Linked DNA regions of Mus musculus: region 1 is linked to region 2. A link is a contact called in ENCODE Hi-C data. All regions are on one chromosome and are shown on one strand. The core of a region is the stretch at or near the end of the contact, and the rest is flanking DNA. Distances in the headings are between cores, read along the strand shown.

The links. A loop is a pair of places that touch in the nucleus more often than their neighbours do.
Region 1: a loop to region 2 is called in a map of mouse trophoblast stem cell, with 2.1 times the contacts of the local background. The contact joins two enhancer-like sites. A Hi-C loop is called at or near these places in 10 of 37 maps with a recorded cell type or tissue (T-helper 17 cell, adrenal gland, gastrocnemius and 3 more).

Annotation. Positions count from the first base shown.
Region 1 is chr1:39,327,883-39,332,701 of GRCm38, reverse strand. It overlaps Npas2 (neuronal PAS domain protein 2), which reads right to left. Exons shown (of 21, transcript NM_008719.2): 11 at 4,248-4,395; 12 at 1,681-1,765. Among named protein-coding and RNA genes, the nearest start is that of Rpl31, 38 kb to the left of the region's middle. Within about 2 kb of position 1,422, at least 1 of the 3 ENCODE cell types and tissues checked has a DNase peak (open chromatin) inside an H3K27ac peak, as active enhancers do.
Region 2 is chr1:39,226,184-39,230,976 of GRCm38, reverse strand. All of the region lies in intron 1 of Npas2 (neuronal PAS domain protein 2), which reads right to left. Among named protein-coding and RNA genes, the nearest start is that of Npas2, 34 kb to the right of the region's middle. Within about 2 kb of position 1,424, at least 1 of the 3 ENCODE cell types and tissues checked has a DNase peak (open chromatin) inside an H3K27ac peak, as active enhancers do.

The DNA of each region.
Region 1 (4,819 bases), core at 173-2,672, 100 kb before region 2:
AAATGTCATTTGCTTAGTGACAATCTCCTTAGATAAGGCTGGTCCAAGGGTCACTGCACCATACCACAGTGAATCACATATTCCTGATCAGCCAAGAGAATTGGCCCCAGGAGTGAGCATGCACACGGAGGGGCATTCATTCACAGGCACTGCTAGCATGGAATATCACAGCCAACAATGGAATCTGCATTTCACAGACATGTCAGTCAGTGGAGCATTAAATGTCCCTCAGACAAGATCACCACAGAGTGAGAGGCAACATCATAGAGGTTTCACTTCAAAAGGAGGTGTTACCTTTTCACACAGAAACCCGAGAGAGAGACACATTTCTGTTTCGCTGATGGGTACATATTATATTACTCTGTGGTTGATGTATGGTGTGTCTAACACCTGTCTAACGCTAGCTGAATTCCATTCTCTGACCCGACACTGTGACAGAGTGTGATGTGGGAAGCAGACATTTCACTAAGTGATGGCAGCCATTCAGGTAAGGATGGGTGGGGAACACTTACAGAGATCAGGTGAGCCTCTGTAGACAGGGCTCTCTGATCCTTGAGGGTGATTTTTCCTTCCTCCCAATTTCATCCACAAGGGATGACAGATGTTTCTATTGATCACAGATAGGCTGGCAGGCTGCTGCAAAGCCTCTGGTCAGATTCCGGAATCTAAGTTTCTGGACACCCTAGAACTTGAACGACTCTGCTGCCAAGCATTCACCCAGCTTTCAACATATCCCCCAAAAAAGGGTTTATCCACAATTGATGAAAAGAAATCCTTATTTCATAGATTGACTGGCAGCACTTGCTTTCTTGAAAGAACGCAGGCTCATCTAGCTGATAATTTCTTAGCATAGGACATTCTTAGCTTTCTTTCTTTTCTTCTTCTTCTTTTTTTTTAATCTTATAATGTTTCTACTTGTTGTATAAATGACCTTTGAGACCCAAGGCTCTGGCCTTCATAGTTTCTTGGCACTGTGTGAGGAAAAGTCTGGACAGATGGGACCAGAGAACTCAGGGTAGAGAAAGGAAGGAGGTGGTGGGATTGGTGGACTGAAGGATCCTTTTTACATCGGCATTCCTGACAAAGCTGATGCTAAGGTGGCTACTAACTAAAATCTTGTGACACCTAGTCAGAAACTACAGGGAGGGATGGGGCGGTAGCTTCACATGGATTGCACTCCTAGTACCATAAAGCAAGATCAAAGCTGGGGAGTGCAGGGGGCACAGGCTAATAATTGGAAGCAATACAATAAAGCTTAGTCTAAGAGAGGGATGTAGGCCTTGGATTGTTCCACACTCTAGTGGGTGATGGAATTGCTCTCTGGCACTTTATCTGTGGCTTTTTATAGCCATCATTGGAAGGCTGGGAAGTTGCCAAGCCATTCCTTGAGTCCAGAGGCTGTTTTTGAGCCAGCTTTTTACAAGCCTGTCCTTGAGTACCCATGCTTCCATGCTCATCGGAGGGAAGGGAGAGAGCACACAGCATCTACCTCACGGGACCATCCTGGAAGGCAAATGAGCAAACACCCACAAGCTATCGGGAGAGCTATGGGTCTCCAGCGAGGGCTTAGTCCAGATGAATCCATCCTTGCTAGCCTGGTATCTATCAGAATGGGATAGATGGCACCACCCATGGGAGGTGCCACTGCTTAGCCCTTCCCTCTAGCAGGGATGAACTCACCTTCACTGCAGAGGGGTGCATGGCCTCTGTGGGTGGGTCTTCCAGAGCCAGCTCCTGTCTCCTTTCCACTCGAACATCTGCGTAACTGCTCAGAAAAGAGAAACCACTGTGAAGCCTGGACATTCCAGGAAGGCAATGCCCATGGGGACACATGGAGCTTTCTATATAAAACCTACTCATAGAATGTGTGGCCCAAGGAAGCCCATCTGTGACCTGCTCAGAGGACCGAGTCTCATTCCTGCCTAATTGCCTTGCAAAGATTTTAATATTATGTACCAGCTATTTTCAGTTCTGGCCTGGGTTTATTTCTCTCCCCTCTGTTCTCTATCCCTTTATTACCTGAAATCTACAGATACGTTAGCTTTTAAGATATACTTTTGTTTGTTGCTAAGCTTCTGCTTGTAAAGAATTAAAAAGTGTGCTTCAGGCCAGGCGTGGTGGTGCACGCCTTTAATTCCAGCACTCAGGAGGCAGAGGAAGGCAGATTTCTGAGTTCAAGGCTAGCCTGGTCTACAAAATGAGTTCCAGGACAGCCAGGGCTATAAAGAGAAACCCTGTCTCGAAAAACAAAAACAAAAACAAAAACAAAACAAAAACAAAACAAAAACAAAAACAACCCAAAAAACCCCCACCAAACCAAAAAAACAAAACAAAACAAAACAGAAACCTGTGCTTCAAACATGTTCATTATGTATATACAAAGAAACAAACCAAGACCTAGACAGTCCCAGGCCACTGCTGAGTCTAGGGACCCACTTTGTCTACTGTAGATAACTCTATGGTGCAGTCGCAGGATTAGGAGGAGCCTGGGATGAGAGCCTGGAGTGTCTGAGCCCTGGTTTATCTCCTCGGCTCAGTCCTCATGCTCTCCCAGACCTAGCTTCTTCCTACGATGCGGGAGGAAGGAGAGAGCAAGGGTGTCATGCATCCTCTCTGAGAGACTGAGCAGCCCACTGGAAAAGACACAGTCTGAGAGGCAATGAACGACTACTAGCCACAAGGCCACAGGCCACGAGCCACTGACTGAGAAAACCCAAGAGGATGGGCTGGGAACCAAAGAAGGAGTCTGAGCATGAGTGCATGTTGTGATAAAATGAGATGTAGTCAATGGCTGAGAAAGGCCAGTGCTTCCCTATTCTCCTCCTACTAATGCACATTTATATATGCAGAGACGTGTGCCAATCTTCATATGTGTTACACATATATGTATATGTAACATATACATATACACACATACACACATATACATACATATATAAGCATACACACATATACACATATACATAATATACATATACACACATACACATATACATACATATATACATATACATACATATATAAGCATACACACATATACATAATATACATATATACATATACACACATACACATATACATACATATATAGGCATATATGCATATATACATACACATACAAATACATATTATCCCTCTATAGAAGCTCAAGTCCCTAATATAAAACGGGGTAGCATTGCAATCACCCTCTTGCAAACTTCACACACAGGTAGTTTCCTTTTAACACACAGTGCAATACAATGTAAATGCTTTGCACATAGCTGCTATACTATGCTCTTTACAAAGAGTGAGAAGAAAAAAATGCTTGTCTATCTTTAATATGAATTTAATTTAAAATACTTTCCATCAGTGATTAGCCATATATGGATGTAAAATCTACTTGATAGAAGGATGGGCTATTTATTATTTTATTAATTTGTTTTTCCAAGACATGGTCTCACCTTCAGCCCAGGCTGGCCTCAAACTGGAGATCCTCCTGACTCAGCTTCTCATGCTAGGATTATAGGAGCATGCCACTGTGCTGGGCACAAAGTCTTTCTTCTAAACCAGCCTCAGGTCAGCTAGTTGTCATGGTGTGTCTGTGCTGGGATGGAGGGGGAACGGCCACTTCCCTTTACCTCTGAGAGCTGGGAACCCACAGGGGATACATCTATGCTATTCGGATATATTGTTACCCTTTGACTCCCTGCTTATCCATACTGAACTGAGGGCTCCCCAAAGTTGCTAGGGACCCCTAGGGCCAGTTTCCTACAGGCAGCCCAGATGTTCTCTTAATACTATCTCAGTTGCCAGCAGGGTTTTTTGTTTTTTGTTTTTTGTTTTTTGTTTTTTTTTTTTTTTTTGCCTTAAAGAAAAACAACAAAAAAAAAAAGAAGTATGTGTTTGAGTTATTTGGTGACAACATTTTAATTTTCCTCTCAAAAACAGCAACAAGGAAAAGCTGGGGGCTGGAGAGAGATGAGGGAAAAATATGTAAGTAGGTCACTGAAGCAGGAACTCACTAAGTAATATCCTGGCAGCTTTCAAACGGGTTTGACTGAGAACTCACAGGAAGTTCCAGGCCTGGAGGAGAGGGGTGTCTACCTGGGCAGGGGCTGAGTTCTGACTGTCCAGCTTGCTGCAGATGCCAGCCGGAATTTCTCCTCTCATACAGGGTGTACTTAAGGTGGCCCCTGGTCCTTCCCTATCCCTGGGGGAACCTCACCCACCTTCCCAGACACCTCCCAGAGGCCCAGGCTACTCAGTACCTGACCACTGAGTGTGTGCATACGATGAACTCAGGCTTGGAGTTCCATTGGTGGTAGGTGATGTAGTAGTGGGTTTGCAACCAAATCCACTGCTGCCCTTTGGTTAGAAACCGGTAACAGCACGACTTCCCTTTGCCAAACTGCATCACTAGGAGGAGAAACAGCAGACTCTGTATGAAGTATGCACTAATGTAAAAGTGACCTTTCCCCCAAAACTTACAACTAAAATTCAAACACTGTAGGAGACAGCACCAAATATTGCTTATTTTCCTGGTAGCATCATACTTTAAGGGACTGTTACCATACTATCTAATACTCTTGGGGAGGGTTGTGGGGTCCTGGGGATTGAGTTTGGGGCCTCATACTTATTAGGCATGTGCTTTGACTTAGTCATATTCAGTCAAATGGAAGAATTCTTAATACAGCGATCTGTATGCTCCCAATTGCACAAAGGCTTAAAAAGCTCTTCCTCACGAGATGGCACACAAGGATAGATTTTCCTGAGGCTTAAGTAAAAGGAGGCCCTGGCTTTCTTGGGACTCATCTTCCTGCTGGAGGTACAAAGCCTTTGG
Region 2 (4,793 bases), core at 175-2,674:
ATGACGAGCAGAAAAATGAACCATTTGTCTGCAGATGAAACTAAGCGTGAGAGGTAACTTTGGTTTAAAAAGAAAAGGCAACCGACTCTTGGAAGAGCTGAGTCTCTCCTTGAGGCCATCATGAATTTCCTCCAAGGATAACGTCACCATGACCCAACCACCTTCCACTGTATGTGACTTCCTAAAGGTTCTACAACAACATTACTCTACTGTATTCTAGCATACAGTACTGTGTGTGTGTGGGGGGGCACATTCTAACATATTCAAGCCATAGCACCTTCCTGGATTGAGGTGAATCCTTCTGTCTGTCCACTGAGTTGTGAAAATGCGGTGGTGGTAGTATCTGTTATGGACTTTAATTAATATATTTTTATGTACAGTGGTTGACAAGAGATCCCTGTTTGGAGATTTTAAAAATAGTTTTGTTAGATTTATTTATGTTATTGTCTGGTTATTACTGCTTTGCTTGCTTACATGTATGTAGGGGCACCACATGCAGGTGTGGTGGCCATGGAGGTCAGCTGAATATCCCAGAACTGGAGAACTGGAGTTAGGGAGGCTTGTGAGCTATCATGTGGGTGCTAGGAATTGAATCCAGGTCCCCTGCCACACTAGCAGATACTCTTGACTCTTGAGTCATCTCTTCAGCCCACTGAAGACTCTTTTTTGAATGTATGCATATGTGCATGTCTTTGTGTATTTGTGCACATGAGTGCAGTGCTCAGGGGAGCCAGAAGGGGGCGTTGAATCTTCTAAAGATGGGGTTACAGAGCTGCTGTGAGCCACCTGCAGTGGGCGCTGGAGACAGGGCTTGCGTCCTTTGGAAAAACAGTAAGTGCTCTTGATTACTGAGCCATCCTTCTAGCCTTTGGCATGTTTTACTTTTCAAAGATTTGTATTTACTTTCATTGTGTGGTTATGAGTGGTTCTACCCACACCTATATGGCTGTGTACCATGTACACAGTGCCTTCTGTAGTTACAGAAGGTTGTAAGCCACCATGTAGATGCTGGGAATCAAAAATAGGTCCTCTGGAAGATCAGTTAGTGCTCTTAACGGCTGAACCATCTCTCCAGTCACTCCTGAGTCTGATTCTAATAACTCCACTAGTCTTAATTTTGTTATGTACCTTTGATAGCAAACAGTTTTAATGCTACGTATGAATACACGTATGCATGTGTTCTTAGCACCTGCAGAGGTCACCGAACACACATATGAAATGTGACAAATGCAGCTCGATGCCTTCCCAAGTGTACTGGAGTTAGGTAACCACAGGATGCTACCAGAAACTAATCTATTTATATTCCTCTTTCCTGATAAACACATCAAGGGCTACAGCCAGAAAATAGGCCCCGGGGCTTTAAAATCTGCTGTGAAATGCCAAGTATTTGCCAAGTACTGAATAAAGAAAGCAAAGGGAGTACAACTCTGCAGCACTCGCTATTCAGGAGGAGCTGATTTAAAACCTGGGGGCAAGAAGGCTTGGTCCTTCTTCACAATAAGCAAAAGCCCAGGTTCCTGTGCCCACTGCCCCTCCCATCATGACCTGGCTACCTGCAAGGATCACAGGCCCAAACTAGAAATCTGAATCACTCCTGTCAAAACCTGCTCCTTCCTTCTCTGTATCTCTTGTCTCCACACCCCACTGCTGTTTTCCACCCATCACTGCTCTGCTGGTTTTTTAGCTTTCTACCTACCTTACAGGCGTCTGCATTTTTCTCCTACACCATCACTCTCAGCCCTAGCTTCAGTCCTGCACCCTAGCCAAGCTTCCTAGGAGTCTGTTTCTGTCTTCAACAAATCCTCCGAGGCAGCAACAGTCAAATATTTGAAATACCTCCCTGGCTAGCTACCCTCTAGCTCAGCATCCTCAGGTATACAACTCTTTGCTGAAGGGAGCCAGGCAGGCTCAAGGGCTGGAGCAAGGATAGATTAGAGAAAACTGTATAGGTTCAAAGAGCAACAAGGATGAATCAGAAGTCAGCTGAGAAGGATTCTTACTGTCCAAGGAAGGGGCAAGCAGAGCATCAAAGCTGTAATTATAACTTACAGAACAACACAGGGATCCATCCATACACAGTGACTTAAAGAAGTAGATAGATGGATGGATGGATGGATGGATGGTTATGGTAGACACTGAACTCATTCTTCAAGTGGACTTCCAGTTTATGAAACACGTGAGAGGAAGATGGGATTAGAAATTGACCATTGGGCAATCACTATAGTCATGGTGCTTCAAATAAGAAGTATCAAAGGATACTAGCTAGTGACAAGGTTAAGTGAGAAATAGTGTCTTTATATAGCCTTTGACGCATCAGGAGAGGAGTTCCACGGGAAAACTTGGCAGATACTGCTTCAGTCCGGTGAGCAAAATTATCACCTCCAGCCAGGGCACCAGCCAAGTACATGGTCTTTGAATACACTACAGCCTTCTGATATTCCTGCCGCAAGGACTTTAATCCACTCTAACTCAGCAGCGCACAACAGACAAACCCCAAGCAAAAGCCACCCTATGAAGCAATGACTGGTTACTCTTCCAACTGTTTAGGTCATGAAGAGACTGAAGACAAGATAACAGAATACAAGGTAGATGCTGGACGTTGGATCTCCTAGGGACACGATGGAACATCCCAGTGGGATCTGAGGTCAGAAGCAAATCCTGTCCTAATTTAGCTTTCCATTTTGAGAACCATGCGCAGACACACAGGCTAGCTGCCTGCCCTTAGGCACCATCAGTGGGATCTAATGTCAGATGGTTTAATGAAAATCAGTGACACGGACCTGAATGGAAACCATAAGGTAAATGTGATCCTACATACCGGGGGTTCCCGTGGAGGGTAGAAAGAAGTAAGTTGTCCTGTTCTTGGTTCCTTAAACATGAAAGAATTCAGAACAAAAAATGTTCCCCCGACCAGCTGACCTTGGCCACTGACCCAAAACATCTTTGGCACAAATCACTGAAAGGGACATCAGACTCCTATAACTCAACTGTCCCTTATGTCACTTTTTCTTTCTTTGATAACAACTATTTTAAGTTGTTTTTTTTTTTAAAGCATGTGTATGTGGTTTGTGTACTGAGTGCAGGTAACATTTCAGACCAGAAGAGGGAGTCAGATCCCCTAGAGCTGGACCTAACAGACCGTTGTGAGCTGGGTACTAGGTACATGGTAACTAGGAACTGAACTGGGTCCCTCGGAGGAGCTCATAACCAGTGACTTGTCCCTCCAGACCTTGGAAGGATTATAAACATGTTTTCTTTTCTGCTGGCAAAAGTCTTCTTGCCCCTCTCCACAACTCAAGTCTCAGCTTACATGTTACTTCCTCTGCCCCAGACAGGATCAAGCTTCTCGCCACAGGTAACATTCTACAGTTGTCCATTTAATGTTCCCTCATCCCCACCAGCCGATAAGCCAGTGGGTCTCAACCTGTGGGGTTGTGACCTCTTGTGGGCGTTACATATCAGATAGTTACATTAAAATCCATAACAGCAAAATTACAGTTATGAAGAAGCAACGGGATACGTTTATATCATAGTGACACAAGGAACTACGTTAAGGGGTCTCGGCATTGAGGAGGTCAGCAAGCTGCTGAGAGAGCTCTGGGCTCTGCTTGCTTCCCCCCATCTTCATTTTCCAGGTCCAGGGCCCAATTGCAAGAAGGATCTCACCTTCAGAGACACTCTCACCTGCAGAGACGCGACCGGCTTTCTATTCTTAGATAGTCTTTCCGAGTAAACAAATTGATGTTATTATTTGATTCTTAATACCTGATTTTCCCTAAGACCCTGATCTTGCAATTTGACATTTTCTTTTAAACGAAATATGTAAGTGTTTTGGGAAGATCTTCACAGAGACCAGGGCTGCTATATTTAAACACAAGCACAACTGCAGAACGAGCACGGGCGTCGTGTGAAGTGATGGCCCTTAATGACTTAAAGCAGCCGATGCCAGTAATTAGGACTATTTTCATAGTGCGGAGAAGATGATTTTTGGAAAGTAGAGTAGGGAGTAATTAATTTCACATAATAGTCACACTGGGACCTATTGTGAGCTCTGACATTAATGATGTATTTCTTTTCTGTAATTAATTTTTATGCTCAGTTCTGGGAGCCCTCCACTGACTTCTTCAGAACAGCTCCTCGTTCAACACTCTCAGTTCTCCCAGCCCCATCTACCCTGGCTACTCTCTTTAAAGATAGAGGACACACAGACAACCAGAAAGAGATACCCACCCAGCCAGATTTTAGTCCGGCCAATGCTTTCGCTACTCAGGAAGGTAATTATAGTAATTAATACCAGCAAGGGTGTGTCTTGGAACCTCTGAGCTCCTCTCGGTGGCTGTTGAAGCAGAAGACTGAGAGAGAGGAGCAGTATTTGGCAAAGATAGGGCAGGAGAACTTTATTTCCTTTAGGGGCTCCTGCCATGGTTTTCAATGTAGGCAGTGTTGTGAATGGAAGGTCTGAGTCAGATGGCCTGAGGCTTTTATGGTAAGACAGTGACAGTGAAGACTTCATGGGGAGTACTTGTGAGGGCTGATCTCAGCTGTCACCCTCACCAAAAGTAATGGATGACAATTTCGCTTTGTCCATGTTCTGGAGAAGATTCGTGTAGGGCAGTGTCGGGGGTTCCAAATGTGGGCTGGTGGCTCTCCAAGTAAATGTGCCTATGGTTCCTGCTAGCATCCATGAATGAAGGACTCAGTTGTTATTAGACTCAACATCCACAGATCTTCTGGGAACTTCAGGGCCTTTTGTGCCAGATTATACGTGCTGAAGTACCTGGCTTCTTGAACTG